4 separate regions of the Homo sapiens genome follow, and regions 2, 3 and 4 are each linked to region 1. A link is a contact called in ENCODE Hi-C or POLR2A ChIA-PET data. All regions are on one chromosome and are shown on one strand. Each heading gives the region's core, a stretch centred on a gene start or an enhancer-like site at or near the end of the contact. The rest is flanking DNA. Distances are from core to core; before and after follow the strand shown. Region 1 holds the start of FBXO38-DT (FBXO38 divergent transcript). Region 2 overlaps KCTD16 (potassium channel tetramerization domain containing 16). Region 3 holds the start of YIPF5 (Yip1 domain family member 5). Region 4 holds the start of ATOX1 (antioxidant 1 copper chaperone).

The links. Hi-C counts contacts between places; a loop is a spot of excess contacts on that map. ChIA-PET counts read pairs that join two places held with the same protein, here RNA polymerase II (POLR2A). Pooled maps may share reads with other maps.
Region 2: a map of naive thymus-derived CD4-positive, alpha-beta T cell shows a loop between it and region 1 (15-fold over the local background). The contact joins the enhancer-like site here to the promoter of FBXO38-DT in region 1. A Hi-C loop is called at or near these places in 2 of 168 maps with a recorded cell type or tissue (both naive thymus-derived CD4-positive, alpha-beta T cell) and 9 of 50 pooled maps. POLR2A ChIA-PET finds 5 or more read pairs at or near these places in 1 of 52 experiments (GM12878).
Region 3: a map of B cell shows a loop between it and region 1 (19-fold over the local background). The contact joins the promoter of YIPF5 here to the promoter of FBXO38-DT in region 1. A Hi-C loop is called at or near these places in 5 of 168 maps with a recorded cell type or tissue (B cell, CD4-positive, alpha-beta memory T cell, CD8-positive, alpha-beta T cell and 1 more) and 11 of 50 pooled maps.
Region 4: a loop to region 1 is called in a pooled map, with 7 times the contacts of the local background. The contact joins the promoter of ATOX1 here to the promoter of FBXO38-DT in region 1. A Hi-C loop is called at or near these places in 6 of 50 pooled maps. POLR2A ChIA-PET finds 5 or more read pairs at or near these places in 2 of 52 experiments (T-cell and activated naive CD8-positive, alpha-beta T cell).

The regions. Positions count from the first base shown.
Region 1 is chr5:148,380,878-148,385,185 of GRCh38, reverse strand. FBXO38-DT (FBXO38 divergent transcript) reads left to right here and starts at 1,336. Exons shown (of 5, transcript NR_105057.1): 1 at 1,336-1,687. It overlaps FBXO38 (F-box protein 38), which reads right to left and starts at 1,228. Exons shown (of 22, transcript NM_205836.3): 1 at 1,147-1,228. RefSeq lists an enhancer at 1,252-1,451.
Region 2 is chr5:144,190,917-144,195,210 of GRCh38, reverse strand. The region is part of intron 2 of KCTD16 (potassium channel tetramerization domain containing 16); the gene reads right to left. Among named protein-coding and RNA genes, the nearest start is that of KCTD16, 22 kb to the right of the region's middle. Within about 2 kb of position 3,015, at least 3 of the 41 ENCODE cell types and tissues checked have a DNase peak (open chromatin) inside an H3K27ac peak, as active enhancers do; they include GM12878, where a contact is called at or near this core.
Region 3 is chr5:144,167,877-144,172,167 of GRCh38, reverse strand. YIPF5 (Yip1 domain family member 5) reads left to right here and starts at 1,509. Exons shown (of 6, transcript NM_030799.9): 1 at 1,509-1,633; 2 at 2,203-2,322. The coding sequence starts at 2,213. It overlaps KCTD16 (potassium channel tetramerization domain containing 16), which reads right to left and starts at 1,295. Exons shown (of 4, transcript NM_020768.4): 1 at 1,159-1,295. RefSeq lists an enhancer at 1,368-1,647.
Region 4 is chr5:151,756,446-151,760,286 of GRCh38, reverse strand. It overlaps ATOX1 (antioxidant 1 copper chaperone), which reads left to right and starts at 1,656. Exons shown (of 4, transcript NM_004045.4): 1 at 1,656-1,741. The coding sequence starts at 1,736. ATOX1-AS1 (ATOX1 antisense RNA 1) reads right to left here. Exons shown (of 4, transcript XR_007059008.1): 3 at 3,216-3,349; 4 at 1,927-1,998. RefSeq lists a silencer at 1,468-1,717 and an enhancer at 2,488-2,617.

The sequences.
Region 1 (4,308 bases), core at 87-2,586:
ATCTAAAATGTTAATTCTCAAAATGAAAGTTAAAAATTACAAGCGGATTTTTTTCAGTCTATGCCTATGTAATACATACCCTCCAGACTGGACCTCCTCCTTCCCTGGGAAAATCATGGCTTTATAGAACTATTATTTTATCCTTCACTTGTGCTGGGGGAATGGGAAAGGGGATTAAAAACCAGTGACCTAATCCAACGTCTTCCTTTAGCAGATAAAAAAATCTCAAGTTCAGAGAGAGGAAGGGATTTGGCCAAAGTAAACCATCAAGTTAATAGCAACTTTGGAACAAAAATCAAGGTCTCCTGTTTTTCACTTTGTAGTGATTTACACTGCTGGTTTAGGTGTATAAAACAAAGTTTTCTGGACAGAGCTTCTCATTGCACAGGAACCTTCCTAAGTGACCAGTTGCCCTTGGCCAGCTTGGTGTCTGCAAAGAAACACGGTAGACATCTCTTAGTCAAATTCTGGGTGTGCAGAGTGCAGGGAGAATATGCTTTTCAGGTCTGTAAAGACTCCATGAAAAGGGAGTTAAGAATCTGATTTCCACAGCTAGGGCACGGACATCAAAGGCATCCAACACAGATAAGCAAACTGCAGCACAGAAAAGCTAATGGACCTAGACAAGGTCACACGGTGTGTAGGTGGAAGGGGTGAAACTAGAATTCAGGGCTCCTGATACTCAGGCGTGGCAGCCAAAGATGTGTTCACTGCTTCCTGCTCAGGGACATCTCCTCACTACGCTGAACACAGACCTCCTTCACTTTACTGGCCGAAACACCGACTTAACATTAAAATCATGAAATTCGTGACGCCCGGGGTGGGAGACAGTCACAGAAGCTGTCCAGTCCAACACCCTCACCCATTTCATTGAGGAAACTGGGGCCCAGAGAGAGTTCTTTATGCTGGATTTTGGGGCCAGGTTCAGACAAGCAGGCAACCCCCGCAAGCACGGCCTAGAAGGCCAGGAACTACAAATTCAACCCCTGATCTCTCAAGGAGCTCTAGGCCCCAAGGGGGCCAGAGGCCGAGCTTAAGCGGTCGGAAGTTCCAGAATCCCCACCCAGCTACCTCAGCCCTGCCGCACGCACTCCGGGCTTTGCCACCCCGCTCCCGGTCCCCAGGCCCACTCAGCCGCCGCCTCACCTACGCCGACCCTCCGCCTGTTATTGTGGTTGAGAGGGAGGGACGCTACAGACACTTCCCCGGCCCCTACCGCTGAGGCACTTCCGCTTCCGCCGCCGCTCGCATATTTCCGGAGTGTTGTCATCCGGGGCTGGAGCCTCAAACCCGTGTCCATATTGTGTGTGTGAAGAAGCATCGAAGCGCGGCAGCCATGTTCAGCGTGGCATTTCGGAAGGCTTGTCAGGGGTGGAGAAGCGGGGCGGGTTGCTGTTCTTTCACCTGACACTAAAGCGCCATGCCGGAAGCACTGAGTCTGATACGTCGGAACCAGTCTCCACCGTGTGGTTTGGTCTTGATTTCCACTGGTACTCTGGGGTCTTGGATAAGTCTCTGGACCTCGCCTTTGTCATTTGCGAAGTCGATAGGTTCCAATAGAGATTTTCCCAGAATCATTCAACTAAAAATAGAGAACTTTTTTTTTTTGAGAGGAAGGACGGGGGCGCAGTTAAAGATGTTAATGTTAAGTCATCCCTTCTGTGATTTCGGGACATTATCTTTGCACGTAAGTAATAGTATTTTACAGTCCAAAGGAATTTCACATGAGTGTCATTAAAAACTCTACACGACTCTGACATGTAGGCAAGGATCAACTTAATCACCTTTTCTGTTGTTTAATGGATAAGGAATTGTCTTCAGAGAGTGTAATTGATTTTCACAATGTCTCGCAGATGGACTGAAATTCAGATTTTTACCTTTTACATCCTGTGTTCTTGCCCTAATATACATGTAATTAATATGGGCTAAAATCCCTAGATTTAAATAGATACAAATACTTCTTAGGAAAGTTAGTGTGCATTAAAGCCATGTGAGACACAATTTGACAAGACGTAGCATTGACTAGGCTATTCTGCTGGAGAAGAAAAAGCTGAAGAAGGCTTGGGAATCCCATTTCTTCTTATTCTTTTCTTGATTGATAGCAGACCTACTGGTTTTTCCCCTCTTTCCCCAATATGGTTCGGCACCTTAGGTTTCAGCTTGTCTTAGGCAGTCACAGTTTTAGCTATCCCATTCCGTATGTCAAACCATATATCTGTGTTTTTATTTGGAGCTCTGGTAGGACAAACAAAACAAAACCTCATCATATTCATGTACTATTCATTGTAATCTCAGCTTTCATGTTACATTCTTCCTGTAATTGAAGACAAAAATGAATTTTTATGCTATTTGCTTCTGTCGGTTTCTTCATATTCAAACTTTAATAAAGGAAACAGACTTTAGCTTTTTCTGTTTCCCAGGTTATTCTGAAGAATAAATAGGAATTACGAAAGTTTCTAGTGCAGGGCATGGCATATTTAGAAGGCATTCAGTAAGATTTATTTCAGCACAATTGGCCTGAATTTTTAATTCAATGGAATATGATTTTCATTTTATTAGCATTCCTCCTTTTGTAAAAAGCACTGTAGTGGGACCTGAAATGAATACTCATGAGTAAGAAAGGTTTCCTACCTCAAGTTTAGAAAATTTCCTACCACAAATCATTGTAATAAATGTTAAAGATATTTTCTCACTGCTATGAGTGTTATATATAATAAGATATCAAAACTAGTTTTAACATTTTCAGGTAGAGCATGTTATATGTATCCCTTCATCTCTAGGATTTATTTGTACCTTGATGTTACAGGTTTTCATTAAAAAGGTCCTGAGTTAGTATTTCTCCTGTACAGTGGCACCATCATGGGGTCCCTGAGCGCTGCAGGAAAGTTTGCCCTACAGTAAATGACCTTAAACCGCTGTGTTGTTTTAATTTTCAATCCCCACTTTTTAATTAAATTCTAAAGTATCTCTTTTCATTCTTCCATGAGTTCTAGTATCAGCCCGTGTTCTTCCTTGAAATTCCTTAGGTACCTAAACAACAGATAATCCCTTTGTTAAAATGATGACTAATACTCAAGAGAAGTTTTGGTCAGGGATAGTGGTTGGAGTTTGCTCAGGACAGGTTCATATGGCTATGGAGCCTGTTCAGTGCACAACTGCAGAAGGTGCTATGCATATCAAGGCTATTCTTAACTACCCTTAGACTTGGCGTATATGGCAGAACTCCACTATGAATTCAAATACAGGATTTTTTTTGAAGGTAAAAAGGAAAAAAAAAAACTATTGTAGCTGTTTTGACTGAGAAGTTGTGTATTTAGTAGTCAGCAATGCAGGCTTTAGAACCAGAAAGACTTGGTTAACTGTGAGTTCCTCTGCTTACTGGCAGAGAGACAATGGGCAATCACTTCAGCTCTAAGGTTCAGGTTTCTTTAAAATAGACATTATGGTACCTACGTAACAAGTCACTCCAGAATTTAGTGGCTAAAAATTTTATCTGCCCTGATTCTGTAGGGTAACTGGGTTAGGCTGGGCAGTCCTAGCTTGCAGTCTCTGGCATTTACAGTCAGATATCAAACTGGGGCTGTAGTTAATGTCAGCCTCTAATAGATGTTATATTGATGGCAGTTGAGGCTGGCTGATCTCTAGATGCTCAGTTGGAGCTATTTATCAGAGTGCCTACACTTGGGCTTTCCCTCTGATTTGGGTTTCTTATACCGTGGTGTTTGGGTTTTGACAGGGAGCACTTGGAGGTAGAATGGGAAAAAAGGGAGCTGTTCCAAGCAAAACAGGAGGAAGCTACAAAACTTCATATAATGTAGCCTCTGCAGTCCCAGGAGTGACTTCCATCACGTCGTGTTAGGTCAAAAAAGCCACTAAGCCAGCCCAGATTCAAGAGAAGAATAAGAGTCCACCTCTTAATTGAAGATGTAGCAAAGACTTTGTGGCCATCTGTAATTTACCACACTACCTCATTGTTTTTAATTTTTAGATTTTTGGATGTATGAATATTAGCACAAGCATCAAAAAGTAAGGCTTGTAGTCCCTCCAGCCCAGTCTTGCATTTGTGCATGAATAATGTCATACATTATTTTTTAAGAAAAATTGTGGCAAAATATATATATTTGTCATTTTAACCTCTTTAAGTATACAGTTCAGTGGAATTATGCACATTCACATTATTGTGCAAACACCACCGCCGCCAATCATCATAACTTTTCTATCTTCCCAAACTGAAACTCTTTAAACAACAATTCCCTATGCTCTCCTTCCCCCAGTCCCTGGCAGCCACCATTCTACTTTTTGACTCTA
Region 2 (4,294 bases), core at 1,766-4,265, 4.2 Mb after region 1:
TTCCAGGAAGAGATTCCCCCATGCTAACAGGGTATGCCTATAGTTTAACAATTGGGGGATGGTGGTAGAGGAGGATTTCAAGCACTATTTCTATTTCAGATACACAGGGAGTCCTGTAATTAAGGATATCCTGAGGGTCTGGGGAAGCTGACGGTGTAAGCAACAGTTCTTTAAGGCAAGTGTGTGACACAAAGGAAATCTAATAAAAGAACAAGTTACTTTTGATCAGCACAAAATGACAACATTGAAGGATTTGTGGTCACCTTTCATTACTGCAAATAAAATTTTCCTTAAGTTCACCTAGTATTCACAAATTCATAGTATTCACAAAAAATACCAAAACACAATTTAAGTACTAAAAATGATTATTTCTTGCACAGAGAAGCAATAGAGCATCATGGTTAAAAGGGTGGGCTTTGGGATCAGAGAGTCCTGGGGTCGAATCCCACCTCCATTGTTTACCAGCTGAAAAAGTTACATACATCTGAGCCACAGTTTTCTCATCTGTACAACAGGGGTAATAATTGTACTTCCCATACAGAGTTTTGTGAGAACTAAATAAATAATGCATGTTAAATGCTTAGTGCACTAACTGGCCCATAGTAAATGCTCAACAAATGTATCATTTGCTATTACAAACACATTGCTTCGTGTCTTTTTAAAAATGAATTCTCTCCTTCCCCAAACTGTTCTAATTATTAGCTCCACAAGAGCTCAGGGTAGAGCCACATCACTAACATTGACCAATCCTTACTCTGGACCCCTTACAGATGTGAAGGGAAGGAAACAGAGCAATCATATAAATCTCCCTTGAGGATGCAGAGCCTCCTACTGAGAGGTGGTTTGGATAAGTCAAAGAGCACCATACGGCAGTGTTGTAATGTTTCCCGCATGGATAACACATTTTCTACTTGACAAGTTATCAGTGTCACCATCTCTGGCCCCATAAGCTCCAGAGCTTGTTCCTCATTTGTTAGATGTCACTTGTCCCAGCATGGTGCTTTATATACAAGGATATCTGAGTGAAAGTCTGCACATTTTTAATGTTCTCTTCTTTCTTCCTAAATATTCCCCCTTGTTGACTAATTCAGTCTCGGTGAACCATCTTCACTGTATGCAAATGACTGTAACACCTAAATGCTTGGCCTTGCTTTCTTCTCAACTTCCATACACCTGCTGGGCATTTTTACAGAGATCTACCAGCACCTTACACTCGAGTCCTAAGCTAAATATCTGTTTTCCACTCTCATCTTTTTCATTTCTCCAAGTTCTCCTTCTGTGTTAAGAGCATCACAGGTTTCTCAGTCCAAGTGAAAATCCATCATCTGATCCCTCCCTTTCCATTGGCACCCAACACTCAATAATTAAGTCTACCCACTTTCTCTACTATACTTCTTTCAGATATCTCTTCTCTTCGCTTCCATTTGTCGTACCTTTGTTCTTTGCCTTTTACCCAAATTTGACTAAGAAATAATTATGGAGCCATGAGCCAGGCACAACACTAAGCTATAAGCTCTATGTGTTGGGGATCCAGAAATGAATAAAGTAGACCAGCTCTTTGCCATCATGGAACTTCCATTATAGGCCAGACACACAGATCATAAACAAATAAACAAATAAATGAGCAAGATCATTTCATATAGTGAAATGAGCTATGAATAAAATAGAATAGGTAATATTTAAAAAATCTTGTTTGGGGCAAGGAGAAGAGGATTGATACTGCAGGCTGAGACTCTGGGGAGGGGAGCCAGCTATGTGAAATGCTGGGAACAGTGTGCTCTAGGCAGGTGGAATGGAAACAGCAAAGGCTCAGCTGTCTGAGGTGAAACTAAGCTCGGCTTGTTCAAGGAACCAAGAAAGCCAGCAAGTTGGATCCCAATGAGCAAGGGTGAGAGTGCAGGTCTGAGAAGTAGGCAGGGACCAAACCACAGATTTCATTCTATGTGTTATGGGAAGTCATTGGGAATTTAAAGTTAGAAGTGACATGTTCTGGTTTGCTTACTTTTTAAAAGGTGACTTTGGCTGATATGGGGATAACAGATTGTCAGGGAAACAAAATTAGTTGTAGGGAGATCAGTGGGGAGAATTTACAGGGATTTAGTGATATATGATGATGTCTCAGACCAGAGTGAAGTAGAATACATGAGGAAAAGCTAGCAAGGATTTTGGGGGTACAGGTGGTGGTATTTCTATATGGACCTGTTAATGTTCTTCCTCCTTTCAAGTTTTTACATCTCAGTTCATTTGACACAAAGCTAACAGTGTCCTCTTTCTAAAGATGCCATTATTTGCCCAGATATCTTAATTGGCTCACCACTGCTCATAGAATAAACTCCAAAGTCCTTGGTGTATATTCAAAGCTCTCTGCTATCTGGCCTCACCTTCTTTAGAGTTCCATACAAATGGGCTGATAAGGAAAGGGAAAAAAATGGTTACAGAGACATTCAAAAGTTCTGAGATAAATCATTTCAAAAATAGTGATATTCATAGAAAGTGGTGCTGGTTTTTGATATGTGAAGGACCAGCATTCACAGCTCTTCAACTGCTCTTAAAATCTGAAAGGTTCTGTCATAAATGAAAAAGCCACAGTGCCTCAACCAGTGGCTTGCTTTAACTTCCAAGGGAAGAAATAGGAAAGCTCTAGGAACTAGAAGAAATCATGTAACCCCTTAGAACACAAATAAATAGATGAATTAATTGATTTTGTTACAATCCTTCGCTTTATTCGTTCCCTGGTCTAAAATCTCCCATTATAATGCAATTAAGTGAAACCTCATGACAAAATGTAATGATTAAGCAAACTATAAAAAGGCAGAACTTGATAGAATGAAATCGTGTATCACATTGAACATATGATTTCCTTTCTCTTCTGCCTTAAGTAAGCATTTCTTAGAAATCAAAAATTCATGTCAAGATCATCAAAGCCGACTTGAGACGTCATCAGGATTAACAATCTAGAGTAACAGAAGGGGGCAGTGTTATCACAGTCTCTTGCATCAACCTGAAACCTTGAAGAAGAGAAACTGAAAGTCACCCTGAGTAACACTGTTCACTTACCCAGCATCCTCAACTGAGTCCCAATTTCAATTACTAATTTCTTTCCACTTGTGAAGTCTTAAGCTCCCAAAGTCAGCAATGAGATGCCCCCTTTGGTCCACCAACTTGACATACCCTGCCAAGCCCTATAAGAAACTGATCCCTTCTCACTGTAGCCTCAAGAAATGCAAGCCTGTCTCTACATTTACCTTCATTATTAATTATTCTGCCTTTTACAGCATGAATGGTGAAAGAAATTCACTTGTATTGACCATATAAGAAAAATACTTTATATTTAACATGTTATCAGAAAAGGCCTAAAGTTTATTTGTACTGCTGAAAAAAAAAAAAATGGAAATACGCAGCTCCATGCAGAAGCACTGCCGCAAACACTCACTGTTAGCCTGAGATGCATAGAAAAACAGGGAACTGTCTCGGCTGTTGAGATAATTTAGCAGACAAGTCTAGAGAGAGATAAGTGGAGGCAAAAGCTGGTAAACACCCCCAAAGAGGAGGTGAGATTTCTTAAAGAAATCTGAGGAAGGATAACTCAGCCAGCTGTCTTCAGGGCTTAGGGAGGGAGGATGAGAGGAATGAGAGGAAATATCATGACTAGACAGAGTTGCTATTGCACTTTGAAGGACAGGTGGAACCTAGAAAACAGAAGCTAAAGGTTCTATGTAGAAGGGAAAAGTGGTTGAAAAAATATGTGTGTAAGTGTGTCAGGGGGTATATGGAGGGGAGCAGCAGTTGGGAAAAGAACAGTCAATTATCCAGTTTGGCTGGAGCAAAAGGCACCAGTGAAAGAACAGTGGAGGAGTTTGAACTTAATTCTGTAAACACTAAGTAGTCATTGTGAGTTTTTGAGCAGAAATGACAGAAACAAGTTTCTCAACGACCACCACTTCTACAGAGTAACTCAGAACTCATCTACCCTCTCCCCAGCATCCCTTTGCTCACTTATCAGGGAGGACTTCCACCAATGATTCCCATTCAATGTCCCCACTGACAGGTGTGGCTTTGACATTAAAGCAATAAGAATTTCCGTTTTTACAACAGTATTAAAAAATATTTTCCCTCTATCCCCCAGCCATGAAAGAAAGGGAAATAAAGATAAAAGCTGCTCTATTACCCATTTGGCAAAGTGAAGAATGGTGTACATTGAATGTCGCACATTAACGACAATCAGTGAGGCTCACCTTCAGCAGAGAATGAGAATGTTTTATGTGTGTTGTGGTGTGTGTGTGTCTGTGAGTGC
Region 3 (4,291 bases), core at 260-2,759, 4.2 Mb after region 1:
GCTATTTTTGTTTGGAGGGGAGTGCGTTTTCTGTTTGTTTTATTGGGGTGGGGGGTGTTGAGAGAAAAGTTTTAAGTGAAATTTTATTGTTCCTTTGGAAACTAGTCCCCAACAATGGTCTGGCTTCTTTTGTGAGGGCCTCAGGATTTTGATCCCAGAATATAATGCAGTGGCTCATGATAAATTTTATTGCTATAAACCCTGAAGAAAGTTCTGCTCATTAGTTAATAGCATCTTATTTCGAGTCACAATATTCGGGATTCCACCATCTTGGGAAAGTGATTTAACACAGGAGCCAAAGCAATCATTTTCAAAAGAAAACAATTTAAACATCACTCATCAGTTCACAATCTTCACTTCTTTTAGAACCAACACACAAATCCCACAGGATATTTCCTGGCCCCTTCCTGTTATTCCAGCCTCAACTCCTATGTGGCTCCCCTCACTTGCTGTTCCAGTCACTCAGGTTCCACTTAGAAGAGTGGTTGACAAATTCAGCTAATGTTGCCCCCACCGCCCCCAAGGACATTTGGATTTGGCAATGTCTGGAGAGATTTTTAGCTGTCACAACTTGGTGGTGATGGTGGTGGTGGTTGGTTGGGGGGAGTACTGGCATCTAATGGCTAGAGATTAGGGATGCTACTGCTAAGCATCATGCACAGGGCAGCCCCCAATAAAGAAACATCCTGACTCAAAATGTTAATAATGCTGAAGTTCAGAGCTCGATTTTCATCTTTCCTCAGACCATGCTTCCCAGATCTTGCACACATTGTTCTCTTTGCCTAAAATATTCAGGCTATTTTCCCTTATCCTCCTTTCCCGTTGCCCTTTCTTCTCTTTTCTGGTCTTCTCTAACTCCCACTCACCCTTTGATAACCCTCTTATAGTGGCTTTACAGACTCTTCTTCCCAGATGAATGTTACTCTTTCAAAGAATTATGGAACACTAAAGAATATTAGTAGCAATTTCACATGCATTTGTATGTGTTCGATTACCCCTCTCCACCACCAACTCCAGGTGGGTAGATGTCACCTAGCTTATATTTACCACAGTATCCCCAGCAGCTAGCACAGAATGAATGAATACTTAATAGCTTCACTTACAAAAGGGAAATAGGGTAACCATCTCATTAGGTTGTAAAGATTAAATAATACATACAAACACTTTAGCACAGTGCTTGAATCACAGTAAATGCTGACACCGAGGCATTGTAGGCATTGTAGTTTGTGGACAGGAGAGGGGACTCCGTCTGTCTCATTTTAGCGCCTCCCAGTCTTCCTCCATCACCTAGGTCTGAGAAACTCCTCCTCCTACCTACGAGTAAGCAGCAATTGCTACGCCTGCGCTTTCCTGGTTCCACCCCTAACCAGGCTGCCGGAAGCACTTTCCTCTTTGGCACGGGCCAGCCGCAGGTTGGGTAGATACTGCGCAAGCTCCATACTCGTGTCTCCTCCTCCCGCCCACCGGTGCCCAACCTGCTAACACGCCTGCGCGAGCGGGCGTGCCCCGGAAGCCGTTCTTTGGCCCTGTGACACGTAGCAACGGGGCTGGTTCAGGGTCTGAAACAGAGTTTGGGGGTTGTTTGGGATTAGTGAAGCTACTGCCTTTGCCGCCAGCGCAGCCTCAGAGTTTGGTGAGTGACCCAGGCCCGTGGCACAGTGTTCAGCTTCTCTCCACACCCGTGCAAATGGGCTTGTTGCCGTCTTTCGGCGCCGCGCCCTGGTCCTTTCGCTCAGACCCTCGCTCTCATTCAAGCCCTTGCCCTGACGCGGTCCCCTGCACCTCAGGCGCGACCTTCCAGATTCTGCACTTTTTCCTGGCAGGCCGCAGGCCTTATTTTGCAAGGAAGCAGTCGCCTTGTCAGCTGTAAAGCCCAGTCCTAAGGTGAAAAATCATCTTTGTTGTTATTGATATTTTAGACCGCTTATGGAACCACAACTCCCACGACCTCGCCCCTAATGGAAGGCATATCAGCTCTTTAAGGTGGAGTTGTCTTACTGGGCCGCAACTTAAAAGAATATACATTTTCTTACTCTCTCTCCGCTACCGTCGTTCAAATGCTGCGTACTTTCCGCCCCCATCCCCTCTCCGAATTACTGAAAAAATATTTGTTGTGTTTCTATTTGCTTAAGCAGACTGCCAGGAACGAATTCAGTAGAACCTTGGGCATAAGGAATATTTGCCATTTCTCTTTTATTACAGATTATTTGCAATGTCAGGCTTTGAAAACTTAAACACGGATTTCTACCAGACAAGTTACAGCATCGATGATCAGTCACAGCAGTCCTATGATTATGGAGGAAGTGGAGGACCCTATAGCAAGTAACTTTTCATCTTTGGCAATTAATTTAGTCTACATTGCAGTGAAAACACATATTTAGAATATTTGGTTCTGCCTAAAACAATATGTGAACATGTCCTTTATCAGGAGTATGATCTTTCATGCATAATCTTCTTCCTCTAGAGAGATATGTGACACTGGCTTGGCTTCGAAGGTATTGTTCTATTTAAGAGTTGAGTGTCTTCTGCAAACTCTTCAGGTGTACCATGAATGGAAAAGTAGCTTGTTTGAAGAACTGTTTTCTAGTAACAGTATTTCTGTATTTAGAAGATGATGGGAGCTTCAGGTACCTAGGAGATAGGCTGTTAGTTCATAGGACCAGTGAAAAATTAAAGTATTTTGTTAGTAGTTAAATCAGTCCAACTCTGAGACTTTTATCAGTGCTAATTGAAAGTGCTTAGTGACATTATTTAATGATGTAAGCTCCTTATTACGAATCATCAGGCGATTTTCATACAGCAGTTGATAATCATTTTTATTACTCCTCCTTCTCAAACCCTTATGGTCAGTGCCACACGTGTTATAAGTTGCATACTGAGGAGGTTGACTCAAAGCCGTTAGCCTCTGAACATTTTTTTTTAAATGATCTTTTTATAGTACCTGGTGTTTGTGACAAAAATACATGAACTGAAGGCTTTCTAGCAATCTCACCTAAAACATCATCTCCTTAGTTTCTTAGGACCCTAGAGATAATCTTATCAGCTTCCTGTCAAATAAAGGAGCTTCCTATACTAGGATTGCTTAAACTTTTTTAGATGGTTCTGGATCTCTTTGAGAATCCTATTACAACTGGGCCTCTTTCCCATAAATACATGCATTCACTCAAACACCCAAATAAATGTGCATATATAACTTCAGACAATTCATGTGTTAAATGATGTTCATCATGGATCCCGAATTTGAAACCTCATAAAGACTGTTCCACGATGAGGGCAGGGGAAGGTTATGTATCTGTCAGTTTGTGAGAAACATGCAATACAGGAATGTGTTTGGATTAGAGTGCCCAAGAATTTAAAAAACAAAACAAAATTCAAATTCACTGTGGCTCTGTAATAGTGTCTGTCTTGGTTAGGCTATCCTTTCTAAAACATATAGTCTCTTTGAGTCTGCTTAATTTGGTATATTTTAAGGCTTTGTTTTCCCCTCTAAAACTTAACACATTTGAACAATGGGAGTGAGCATGTCAAAATACCCCGTGATTCATTTCTCTTTTCTGTTACTTAATTACATACCAATGAGGATTTATCTCTTTTGATAAATTAATGGGCAGAGTTGGAAAATTTGTATTGAGGTATTTCCATTCATTTATTTACCTAAATATGTATTTTTGGTGATTGCTCTGTGTATAGGAGAGCCAGAGTCCATCTAATAAATCCTTGCCTAAAGCAGCAACACAGCTTCGGAGAACCTGTCTCTCTATGCAGGCCTGTTTTTATCCGAATGGTTTTTATGATTAGAACTCAACAGAGCTATTCCATTTAGATTGCAGCCTACGAGATTTATCTGCCTCTGCTTTTCTTTTCTTTTCTGTCCTGTCCACGTTTGCATCACTTAAAAGGTGTGACTTACAGTCTCATTCCCTTTAACAGTCATTTCAGTTCTCCACACAGCAATTTAGATATTCTAAACAACTTGTTGCTGGTTAGCACCTGTTGCCAACTGTTCTCACAGTTTCATTCCAACCAAATCATGTACCAGTAAGCATTGCTTCAGTACTAGTGATGAAGTTTTATTCTGGGTGATTATATAACCATTATTGCTATAAACTTGGGTTTATAGATGATGCCTGGGAAAACAAGAAGCCTAATGTATTAACAGTAATAAATTTGAGTTTCTGAGATTTATTTTGTAAAAACTGGACTCTTCTGTGCGTACCTTCAAGTAGATCTGCAATCTAATGACATTTTAAATGTCCATCTCCGTTAACCAAATAATATTTTGTTTGATTTG
Region 4 (3,841 bases), core at 407-2,906, 3.4 Mb before region 1:
AGAGGTCAGGGTAGGAGGAAGACCTACTTTTCACTGTACGCTACTTTGTGTTATTTGAAAATTAAACAGTAGGTACATTGGGATTCCACCTGCAAATCCTACACTTATCCAAGATAACTTCTAGTAACATTGGCTGTGGTTCATTTCATGCTTATTTTAATGTAAATACACGGAATGTATGTATATATTTATGCAGGAACTACAGTCTGGCATATTTTCTTCTCCTCTTTAATAGGTCTTTATTTGTGATCTTTAACAGATCTTTATAAAGCTGTCTTCTCTTTAAATTGCTGTCTCTAGGCTTAGCCATCCCCCCAACCCATACCCCTAATTCTCTAAAACATGCCGTGGGTGGTTCGCCCTGTGTACTGTTGCTTTGGGAAGGATTTCCTTCCCTCATGTCCACTCTCCGCCTTCCCTCATGGCAATCTAGCTATCCCTAGCCCCAGGGCACAGTTGTACCCAGGACTACCAAGATGCTAAGCCTTGCCCGTACAGGACCTAATGTGCCAGTACCCTCTTTCCCTCTCCTCCTCGCCCCCTTCCCTTCCATCTTTAGGGAATTCCTGGCAGGTTGGGTAGGGGATGAATGGTTAAGGGGTATTTTGTGAGCAGCGGAAGACCCAGTGCCAGGGAGGCCAACAGAGGGCCTAGCAATTAGAGAATACTTATATATATTTTTGGTGCCTACCATGTGCCAAGCAATGTATTAAGAAGTTTGCACACATTACATGTATTCCAACAATACTGCAAAGTAGGTTTCTTGGAGGGAACCATGTGTCGTTGTTTGCCTGAAACAGTCATGGTGTTTGCCTGTTGTCCTGGCAAAATTATTAATAGCATCTCCTTTCTCTAGCAAAAGGTTCAGATAAAAAATTGTATAGTGACCTTAACTGTCCCCATCTTATACGTGAGGATATTGAGGCTTAGAGAGGTAAGTTCATCTGCCCAGGGTCACATGGCTAATAAATGATAGGGCTGAGATTAAAACTCTAGTCAGTATGGCTCTGCTAGGGACTGAACTCTGACATGGACATGAATTGTGTCCCCGCAAATTCCTATGTTGATACCCTAACCCCCAATGCGACTGTATTTAGAGACAAAGCCTGTAACAGGGCGATAAAGGCTAACCGAGGTCCAGATTATTGCCTTCTCCCCAGGCCGCCTCTCTTCCACAACCGCCCCCACCCCACTGCAGTCAGGGCCCTTCCTCCTCTGTCACAACAGCTCTGCTAACCCTGCACTATCACTGCCTGCGTCCTTCGCAGCCTCCTGCTGCTGCTCTTCCACCGCTGCGTCCTCGTTGGCTGGCGCTTAATAAAAATTGACTCGGTGAATAAATGAGTGAAACTGTCCTTTTAGGGATGGATGGATGATGTCCTGTTCAAGGCGGTGCCCTTCTCTGGCATTCCCTAACACAAGCTTGACCCGAAGTAGGCGTTCTGAAAAAGGCCGACAGTCGATGGAGGCCAACGCAGCGCCCCTCTCACCTCCTCTCTCCGTCCAGGCCGGGTGACCACGGGCCCGGCCCGCAGAAAGGAGGCGGCGCGGCCGGCAGGGATCAGGACTGGAGGGGGCGGAGCCTCCCTCGCGGCCGGGCCCGGAGTGGGAGGGGCCTCCGGGACCAGGCCTCTAGTGCGCACTCTCGGAAGCGCAGCCGAACCCGCCCTCCGAATCCAGAGAGGCGCTGCTGACACCGCCGCCACACCGCCGCCACACCGCCGCTGCCTCAGTCATGCCGGTGAGTGGTTGCGCCGTCCCCGCCACGCAGACTTGCAGTCCCGGGTTGCTTCTCGGCTGCACAGCCGCTTGACCGGATGCTGATCTTGAAGGGCTCAGGCGGCGGCCGGAGCCGCTGTTGTCCCCTAGCTTACCCCACCCAGCCCCCAGCTTTTGCGACCCTTCAGAAAATGGGATCCGAAGGGAGTTTAATCTGGGAGCCAGGCTTCAAAACGTCGGAGCTGGAAGGCCTCCAGGGGCGACAAGCCCACACCTTCCCTGCGTACACAGAGAAACAGAACCAGAGAGGGGGCAGGGGATGGGGGAGTTGGTGGCCAGCGGGAACTGAGACGCCTAGTCCCTGAGCCTTCCTCCTGGCTGCCCTGCCCGCGGAGCTGGCCTGAAGGAGGGCGGTGGGGAGGCTCTGGACAAGGGAGTGGACCCGGTTATTTCCTCACGGACCGGGCAGGTTTTCAGAGGTTCATGCTTTTCTTAATTTCCCTGCCCACTCTGGCCTACTTTTCAGATCAACTCTGGGCGACACTGAATGGAGACACTTTCTCAGCCTGAACCCATGAGCCCCAGAGAGGTTCAGGAACCCCCCCGCACAGTCACCAGTTGCTCAGTGGCTGTGTCTGGGAAGTCAGTCTTAGCCTGCCTTTGCAGATCACTCAGTCTTATCACATATATTGTTGCTCGTGGCCTCGTTTTTTATATAAAGAATTGAGGCCTTTGGCAGATAAAAATATAAAAAGCCCAGTAACTTATTCCAGGTCGTGTTGAAGTTGGCAGAGCCAGGATTCAGCTCCTTATCCTTAGGCTCCCCATCTCTCCAGGCCTGACCACATGGGAGGTGCCAGGCAAAAGCAGTCACACCGGCTTGGGAAGATGCTCTGATCTCAGTTGCATCTTGGTTAGGGTCATGTGGTGTTTAGCATTTTCTTCAGGGTGCCTAATTCATGGCTCTGGGCCAGGTGGATACCCAGAGGTATCCCACAGTTGCCATGTGTCTTTGCATCCTGTCTTTAGGGAGCTGGCAGGTGAGCCTGAGGCCTCCTGGGCAGAGCCACTGACATCTCAGGTGTCATTTCCTGTGGGTCTTGCCAGGTGCCTTGAGACAAATCCTCCAACAACAAAGTATGGATAAGGAATCTGATAGAATCAGCCCTACCAGTTGGGCAAGTCAGCCTGTGGCAATGGTAGAAGACAGTATTAATTGCCCTGGGGCTTGGGGAGTGAAGGCCACCAGGATTTTTTGTGGGGGGTGGCAATGAGGAAAAGGCTAGCTTGATCATCACTGTATTCTGTATCTTCTGGGGATTTTGACAAAAAACCCTCTGGAGCAGATGATGGGAATGAGGAGGGCACTTGGCACCATGTACCACAAGATAACAGCTGAAGGAAAGAGGGTGTTAGTCAAGGGATTTCCTCAAAACTGGAAAGGGAAGAAAAAAATATATCTATATACACATACTGGAAGGGGAAGAGTGTGTTACCTGAGAGTTTTCTCAGACAAATGCCCGAGAGCACAGGGTTTGGAATCCCAGAAACCTCTGAAAATCTGTGCCCCAGCTTGCCAACTGGGTGACCTCAGGCAAGTTGCTTTATCTCACTGCCTTGATTTCCTCATCTGTAAGATAGGGACAAAAACTTTGACCTCACAGGACTGTTGTTAGTATTAACTGGAAAAATGCCAGTAAAATATGTCACACAGCCACTGATATATCTAGTCCCCAAGAAATGGTAGCTCCTGTGTAGACGTAGGACAGGTGGGCTAGAGCTATAGGCAGGTGAGGCCGGGCATGGTGGCTCACGCCTGTAATCCCAGCACTTTGGGAGGCCCAGGCGGGCAGATCACTTTAATGCAGGAGCTTGAGACCAACTTTGGCAACATGATGAAACCCTGGCTCTACAAAAAATACAAAAAATTAGCCAGACGTGGTGGCCCGTGCCTATAGTCCCAGCTACTTGGGAGGCTGAAGTGGGAGGATTGCTGGAGCCTGGGAGGTTGAGGCTGCAGTGAGCCGTGATCGTGCCACTGCATTCCAGCTTGGGTGACAGAGTGAAAGTGAAACCCTGTCTCAAAAGAAAAAAAAAAAAGGAAGGAAGGAGAGAGAAAGAA